2 separate regions of the Homo sapiens genome follow, and region 2 is linked to region 1. The links are chromatin loops, found by intact Hi-C in ENCODE. Cell type or tissue: PC-3. All regions are shown on one strand. Region 1 overlaps RMEL3 (enriched in melanoma 3). Region 2 has its middle 11 kb from the start of LINC02225.

What was found. A loop is a pair of places that touch in the nucleus more often than their neighbours do. Peaks named below come from ENCODE experiments on the same cell type or tissue, not always from the same donor. Only the 100,000 strongest peaks of a DNase experiment are listed, where the experiment ranks them.
Region 2: it touches region 1 in a loop (20-fold over the local background); 35 of 110 quality-filtered maps call a loop at or near these places.

What each region holds. Positions count from the first base shown.
Region 1 is chr5:57,497,821-57,501,820 of GRCh38, forward strand. The region is part of intron 3 of RMEL3 (enriched in melanoma 3); the gene reads left to right. Among named protein-coding and RNA genes, the nearest start is that of ACTBL2, 17 kb to the left of the region's middle. In PC-3, a CTCF peak has its summit at 1,779 (motif pointing right); a DNase peak (open chromatin) is centred at 1,771; H3K4me3 peaks cover 341 bases.
Region 2 is chr5:57,886,231-57,890,230 of GRCh38, forward strand. No RefSeq gene overlaps it. Among named protein-coding and RNA genes, the nearest start is that of LINC02225, 11 kb to the right of the region's middle. In PC-3, CTCF peaks have their summits at 1,832 and 3,612 (motif pointing right); DNase peaks (open chromatin) are centred at 1,841 and 3,441; H3K27ac peaks cover 1,089 bases.

The DNA.
Region 1 (4,000 bases):
TTATTGGGTGGGTGCTCAGAATATGTGATCCTTGAAGAAATAAGCATCCATGTCTATGGAGACATGACATCACCTTTGGGAAAATGACTTTGTGACAATTTATCTTACTGTATTTGACAATAACAGTGACATGTTATATATGCAGAGTGCTGCTTATGAACTTTTAAGAGCTTTCTCTTGCTGTATCTCACTCAATTCTGACAATAACTCCATGAAGTAGGTAAATAGACAATTTTTTGTATCCCCAAAACATTAATATTTAATATAATGTAAATGTTACTAACAGTGTCTATCTTAAATAACACCTTGCATTTCTTCAGGATAGTGCTTTCTCAGGTAATATTGCATGAGATTCTTTGTTTAGGAGAATTGGGCTATAGGAAATTCATAGAAATGCTGGAATGCTAATGGAAATTTCATGCCTTGCCTATTTCTCTCCATCCACCCATCCATCCATCCATCCATCCATCCATCCTCCATCCATTGACTTGTAGTCTGACGGCTATAAAAGAGGTCACATGGATTATCAGATAATTCTTCTTTTTGGCCAATTGTGGAATCATGTCTTAGTGATAACACAGGTTTCTCTTCTCTTGCTCTGATGGTAGTTCCCTCAACATTTTCCCTTGGAATAAAATAAGGTCTGGATAGTAGTATTTGCAGGACCCCAGCAAGGGTAGAGGTGGGAAGTGGGAAAGGATGCTCCATTAAAACAGTGAGGAGGAAGAGCCATCCGATTTTATGCAGCTGCAAACTGAATGATGAACTGGACTGGGATCTGCAGGACTTGATGGGCCAGTCAGAATAAAATGTCCTAGTCTTTTTAAACAACAGTTTCTTTGCCTAAAACACAGAAATAGAATTCACACCTATTTCAAAGGCATGTTGTGAAGATCAAAATAAGTTTTTGCATCATTTTAAGATGTTTTGGAACCCTTGTGTTAAAGGAATTGGAAGCTTTCTACCTCTGGTGCATGAAAAATAACCAAAGTTCAGCCCATGCAGCCATGAAGAAGCTTGAGAAAGACCACCGCTAAGAATGGAAAGGGGGCCTATAACTCTGGTACACTATACTCCTGCAGCCCAAGAGCCAGCTTCTCCAAAAACTACAGGACGGAAGTGCAAAATCCCTCTCTATGCTCTTCTCAAAGCTCTTAGAGAAGTCCTTTTGGCTCTGTTATCCGCATGGGTTCTCTGTGTGTGTGTGTGTGTGTAGGAATAACAGCATGTTTGGCTGGTGGAACACCTCTGTCTTCTGAACCCTGGTTCTTCTTGATTTTCCTTTAATTAGAGTTGATTTAATTATTAAAGTTTCCTATTTTTTTTTAAGAAGGCAAGGAGTTCTATTGATTTATAATTTCCCTAGAGCTTATTGTTGTCTTGCTATGACCCAAAGAAAAGCGTGTGTGGAAAGAGAGGTCCTATCAGAGAGTTCTGAGGCCACTGATTGACCCTCCTCTTTCTACCCTAACTAAATATGAAAATAAAAGCAGGCAGCAAACATCTGTTATCTTTATCAGAAACCTGGACTTTCAGTTTCATACCACACACGTGAAATGGAGAAAACAAATTAACTGAAGGCACTGTAGACTCTGAGTCACATAGATGTATTTTTAATTTTAAACAATTGCTTGTCACAAAACTCAAAGTATTTTTTTTTCTTTTCAGTGTAGGAACGTGGGAAATGAGTGCGTAGTGTGCCTGCAGGGCTTGGACCTCGTGCCCTTGGAGCTAGGAACACGGTGCTTTTGGGATTCTCTTTCTATCCCCTAGATGGCAGCAACATTCTTTAGAGCCTAACTGGTAAAAACAAACAAACAAACAAAAAAAACACCTATGGAAAAGCTGCAAGTCCTGCCTGTTTAGTCTTGGCTTTCAAATTTACATAGTACCTTTACTGTGCTATTTATGTGACTGCTTGGCTTAGTGAGTCTACTATTTATTAATGAGAATACATGACTTTCTCTGTTGTATGGAAAAATAATGGTTTTGTATATCTAGGTCTGTTGGTATCTCTAGACCAGGGTTTCTCGCATTGACATGATTGACGTTTTGGGCTGCATAATTCTTTGTGGTAGGGAGCTGTGCATTGAAAGATGTTTAGCAGCATCCTTGGCTTTTACCCACCCACTAGATTCCAGTGGTACTTCTTCCCTCCCCACCTCAGTCATGACAACCAAAAATGTCTCCAGATATTGCCAAATATTTCCCGGGGGGCAAAATCAGCCCTGGCTGAGAACCACTGAATTAGGTTGTTTTACTTATCTCCAAAGATTAGCTCCTGTATTACTATCATTTAATTTTGTAGGGATGGTTAAATTAAAGCATATCTACTTACACTTTTTCTTTTCTTTTTCTTTTTTTTTGAGATGGAGTCCTGCTCTGTCACTCAGGCTGGAGTGTAGTGGTGCGAACTTGGCTCACTACAACCTCTGCCTCCTGGGTTTAAGCAATTTTCCTGCCTCAGCCTCCCAAGCAGCTGGGATTACAGGTGCCTGCCACCATGCCCAGCTAATTTTTGTATTTTTAGTAGAGACAGGGTTTCACCATGTTCACCAGGCTGATCTCGAACTCCTGACCTCAAGTGATCTGCTCACCTCGGCCTCTCTACTTATAATTTAAATATATTCTATTTTTTTATTTGTTTGCTTGGGGGATACTTTTTCTGGAGGAGAAAGAAATGAGGCTGAAAAGACAAAGATACATGTAAAGACGTTGCACATCTTACCTCCAAATGAGAAGATTGAGGTTTTCAAATTATAGCTTCCTATTAATAATAGCCACACATATATACTTTTGTTACTTTTTATTCCTTTTGATTTTAACTAGCCTGGCTGAATATGAATGATGGGAAGGAGAAAAGCAAAAGGGGGTTATACTTGAAAATTGTTTTAGTCTATGAAAAAGGCTCAAAGAATTATAGAAGGATTGTGGAGATCACTCGGTCCAACTTGTGAGCCTTAAATCTGGGGTGCAGTAGTTATGGTGTAAGCTGAGGAGGAGCCAGGGCAGTATCATCACAGGTGCTCAGCCCAATGGCCTCTCCTTGGTGAGGAAGGTGAAGCCAATTTGAAAGCAAAGAGAGAGATTCGGTTCTCTGCAAAAAACAAACAAAACCAAAGCCAGTCCCTCCTCCACCCAATCTTCCATTGTAAATTCTGAGAAGGGAGCACCAGGCCTGGAGGATGCTGTCAGAACAGGACTCCTGAGGAATTAGATGCACCCGAGATGGCGATGGGACCCAGGTGTAATAACCAACACTCCACCTTCTATTAAATAGGAACTTTCTTCTGATTTGTTCCAAACACTCCCCACACTCGGAGAGCATTCCAGTGAAGTGGGTGGAGAAGGAAACAGATGTGAGACCAGATGCAGATCTGAACAAATTTGTTAGGTGAGTTCACGGATCCTTCCTTCTTTGGGAAGTGTTAGAGAAAGGAGGGAATTTCTGGAAACCAACCAAGTCAGTCTTGGAGATATATCCAGAGAACTCCATCAGCTATGAAGGGACCATGTTCCCACCTTTAGAACAGATATGATCTACAAAATAGAGCAAATGCTTTTTCTGGCGAGGAAGGACAGAGGGCAGAAAATGAGGTCCAAATAGAGTGGTTTGAGTTGTCCTCATCTGAGCCTAAACAGTTATGATGGAATCTCAGGAGGAGCCACATGGTATGAAAGGGTTTAATATTGAGTGAGCCTGGAGGAGGGACAGTATTGAAAGCCCAGCTCAGATGTACAGGATGTGTCTGTTCTTTAAAGATACTGATGCATTTCTCTTGAATTTTTCTACACTGCTGGGTCAAGCTATGTCAAGAATCTCTGTCTCATTGGGAAATGAGATATTTTCTACAATCTGTTTTTTTCTCTCATGATTCCCGTCGAGTTAAAGGCTGACATCTCATCAAGCAGCTCAACAGCCCCAGAGAGAGAGAGCGAGAGATCCCTTAGAGAGCTGGGCCCCAGGGAGAGACACATCTGAGGAACTCTCCCTGCATTG
Region 2 (4,000 bases), 390 kb after region 1:
CAAATGTCTTTGGGACCTATCTATTGGGACCTATTACTTGGGACCTATTCATTACTATTATAATTAATAGTATTCTTTTGGAAAATATGTCACTGTATTACATTCATGTGTTAATTATGAATGCAATTCACAAATCTGTGATAAAAGTTACACTGCACCAGACACTCCAGACACAGGGCTAAAGAGGACTGATATTGCCACACATAAAGAAGTATTTATTACAACAGGAATAGAGTCATGTAACAAGCAAGTGCAAGCAATTGTGCTTCTTGGTAGCACAAATACAGAACCATGCAGTATTACAGAGGTGCCTAAGGTGGGGGCCTTAAGAGAATCTGAACATTCTGACGTTGAGAAACAATGCTTAGAGGTATTTGTTGTTGTTGGTGTTGCTATAAAAATCCTCCCCTTTCATGAACATTTTTTCTTTACTTATTTTATGTGTTTGTTTGATTCCCTAATTTAGGCTTTAAAATGTGCTGACTTTGTAGTCATAATTATGGTACGCTTTTCAAAATTGTTAATGCGGGTGACCAAAACCAATCCCTACCCTTTACAGGCCTGCCACAATCCTATTGATAGCGGCAACTGCCAGCTGAAGGTTTTGGATCTTGTGATTGCAATGGAAACTGGCACGATCAATCCACTTATTTGCTAAATTACCCGTGCTTCCTCTACTGTAATTCCCCCCTGCCCCCTGCGAGACAGAGTCTCGCTCTGTCGCCAGGCTGGAGTGCAGTGGCCCGGCATGATCTCGGCTCGCTGCAAGCTCCGCTTCCTGGGTTCAGGCGATTCCCCTACCTCAGCCTCTGGAGTAGCTGGGATTACAGGCGCGCGCCACCACCCCCAGCTAATTATCATTATTATTATTTTTGTATTTTAGTAGAGAAGGGATTTCACCATGTTGACCAGGATGGTCTCGATCTCCTGATCTCGTAATCTGCCCTCCTCGGCCTCTCAAAGTGCTGGGATTATAGGCTTGAGCCACCGTGTCCTCTACTGTAATTTTACTTGCCCCCTGTGGGGTAAATATTTTCAACATACTTTTTGGTACTGCAGTAAATCACATTCTATCCTCAAGGATGAAAAGCAGGAAGATTCTTATTCATTAGAATAGAGTTTCTTCCCAAACATCCATGCAAGTTTAAAGGCTCCTATTGACTATGTATTAGAAGCACTTTTTTTGTTGTGTTTTGTTTTTTACTGAAATGATATTGTTGGCTCTACAAACAAATGAAACCCAATAATGGGTTTCTCTATTCTTGCTGGTCTTTTCCTTCTTAAAAGAATCATGTGGTCATTCCTTATTTGAAAAAAAAAAAGAAAAAGACACTGAAATGCTGCAATGCCTGATAAGGAGAATCTGCAACACTTGGGCATCTTGTGTATAAGAAAAGATTCTTATCCTTATGCTACTGTCATGGAGCTTGGATATTTACAAACCTACCGCTTTTGACAAGCTTGTGAGAATTTACATAGTCTCACACCGCCCCTAATTTTTATGGCAGAATGTGTCTCACATTTGTAATATTCTCAGAGCTCCTCAGGATTCTAACCTCTCTAACTAGAGATGGTTTCTGAGCAGGCAAGAAGGAAAAAGAGGCAAAAACTGATTGCATCTTTTGTTCGCTTTTCAAAGCCAGATCTCGAAATTCCCAAGAATCCTTAAAGTTGGAGACATGTAGCTAATGGAATTCTAGTCAATCCACATATTTATGTGTTTGGAAAGTGGCTGTTATCAGTTCTTCTTAACCATGTGCACTATTGTCAGGGCCCTTCCAGGCAGCCACACCTGACGAAAGCTGTGATTGCCCTAGATTTCCACTAGAGACCTCTAGCTGATCACAGGAGCCTGGAAAGCAGCTCTCATTACTGGGCGTTTCTCTAGAAGCAGCAGAGGATAAGAGTTTGCCAGTTGCCCCTGGGAGAAGGTGGACTTTACCATCAAAGGAAAATAATTCTGTATAATCTTTCTCTCTCTCATTTTTTTTTAAAGCAAATTGAGGCTTATTCAAGTAGGTATATTGTGAAACACTGAAGAGGAAATAATTTCTGTGTCTTAAAGCTATGGCATACAAAAGACAAAATAGAGATTTTTATAGATTGAAAGGCCCCTTCTCTAAGGGGCTGTTCATACTGATATTTGGAGGCCAGCCTCAATTCTCAGTGTTTGAGAGCTTCTCCTGACAGGTATGAGGGAGAATGAGTTTACTCGCAGTCTGAGAGCTTTTAGGCATTATTGTGAAGCTGAACAAAGTGCTCCCTGTGCCCCACCATGCCCCAGCCTTTTACTGCAGCCCCCTATATGTGAAGGATGGTAGCCCTCCGGGTGCATACCACCTTCAATGCCAGGCCTATAGCTGTAATCCCATGCAACAGAAACAGATGGGATACATCTGTAAGGAGAGACTGGTAGATGAAGTTTCACCGTTTTTCCAAAAACGCAAAACACATTAATCTCCATTTGCCTTTGAATAGTCTGCAGTAGAAACAGAGGACCAAAAGGGAAAATAATCTCCCCTCATTTAACCTGTGCCCCTGTGAAAAATTGTGATAGCTTGTATTTCAGAAACTGAGTGTAACTAATTTTGCCCTCTATCCATGGTCTTCACTACACAGCAGCATTAGAAAGAGAATCAAAATCGGATCAGATCAATGAATCTATAAAGCCTTTTTTGGAATGTATTGCCACCACGAGTTGATCAGTTTCTCCAGAGGCCCTCTAATACCCAGTTTTCTCTGGGGCAATTGTAGATCCTTTTGCATTCATTTTTAGGACAAATCTTGTCATTCTTTTAGGTAGACTGTCATTTGTTCATTCATTTATTCATTTGTTTTTCAAATGCCTATGCTGCTCCAGTCGCTGTGATTTGCAAAGAAAACACAAATGATGATATACAGGGCTTGAGTGGGAGTTCCTAACATTGGATCCACAGATTCCTAAAAGTGAACGACTACTTCAAGATGTCTGTAATCCTCCTAAGATGTGTGTGTGCTTTAACTATGAGAAAAATCCAAGATTTAGAACAATCTTTAAAGGGATTGATGTAAAAACTATTGTAGAGGCTGACAGTTACACGAGCAAGTAATCAGAAGACTACATTAGAATTGTCATATAGTAAAGATACAGTATGTACAGTGTCACATGAGGTCACAGGTGGAGTTTTCTCAATTGTCACTGATGACACAGGTCAGTGAAGGCTACAGAGAAGGTAGCATTTGTGTTATATGTGAAGGTTGAGTAGGAAGTGGTGAGATGACTTGAAGGGAGGGTAGACGAAAGTCAGTGTGCTCTGAGGGGCAGTTCACCTCCAGGGTCTGAGGCCACCCTGCAAGTTGGAGCATGATTGGAATTTTCTCTCCTGCAACCTGACAAATGAAGCGCGCTTTGCCATGAGTCAACTGTTACGGGAAAAGGAATTCCACAGGCATGCCCTGACTGACCACAAATGGGCGAGAGCACATGTGAGTACAGAATGCCCAAAGGTTGGTGTGGAATAATCAAAACGATTCAAATGCTTGGTGCTGTACCAGAGTTGTAGGAGGCCTAGCCTCAGCACTGTACTGCTGCTCTCACTCTCCAACCTGCACTGGAGAGGAAGGTCAACTACAGTAGGTGGAGCTCTGCACCAGGTCCAGAAAGCAGACCTTGATTCTGCAGCTGACCATCTTCCTGCTCACTTAATTCCACCAGCCTCCACTTCTGCTTCTGCACTTAACAGTTACATTTATTGAGGACCTCTATATCCCAGCCACCGTACTGGGTGAATTACCTGCCTAGTTTCATTTTATTCTCCTGACACCCTGCAAAGTAATTTTCATTTTCCAAATAGGGAAAATATACTCAGAAAATTAAAATAATGCCAAAGTAGTCATGCTGCTATAATGTGGTGATACCAAGAGAACCACAGTCTCTACTTCAATCTTGATAATTCAACTGGTTTTAAATGTCACCATCTTAAGGCTATTGATTTATCAGTGAAACAAGAGAGGTCAGTGT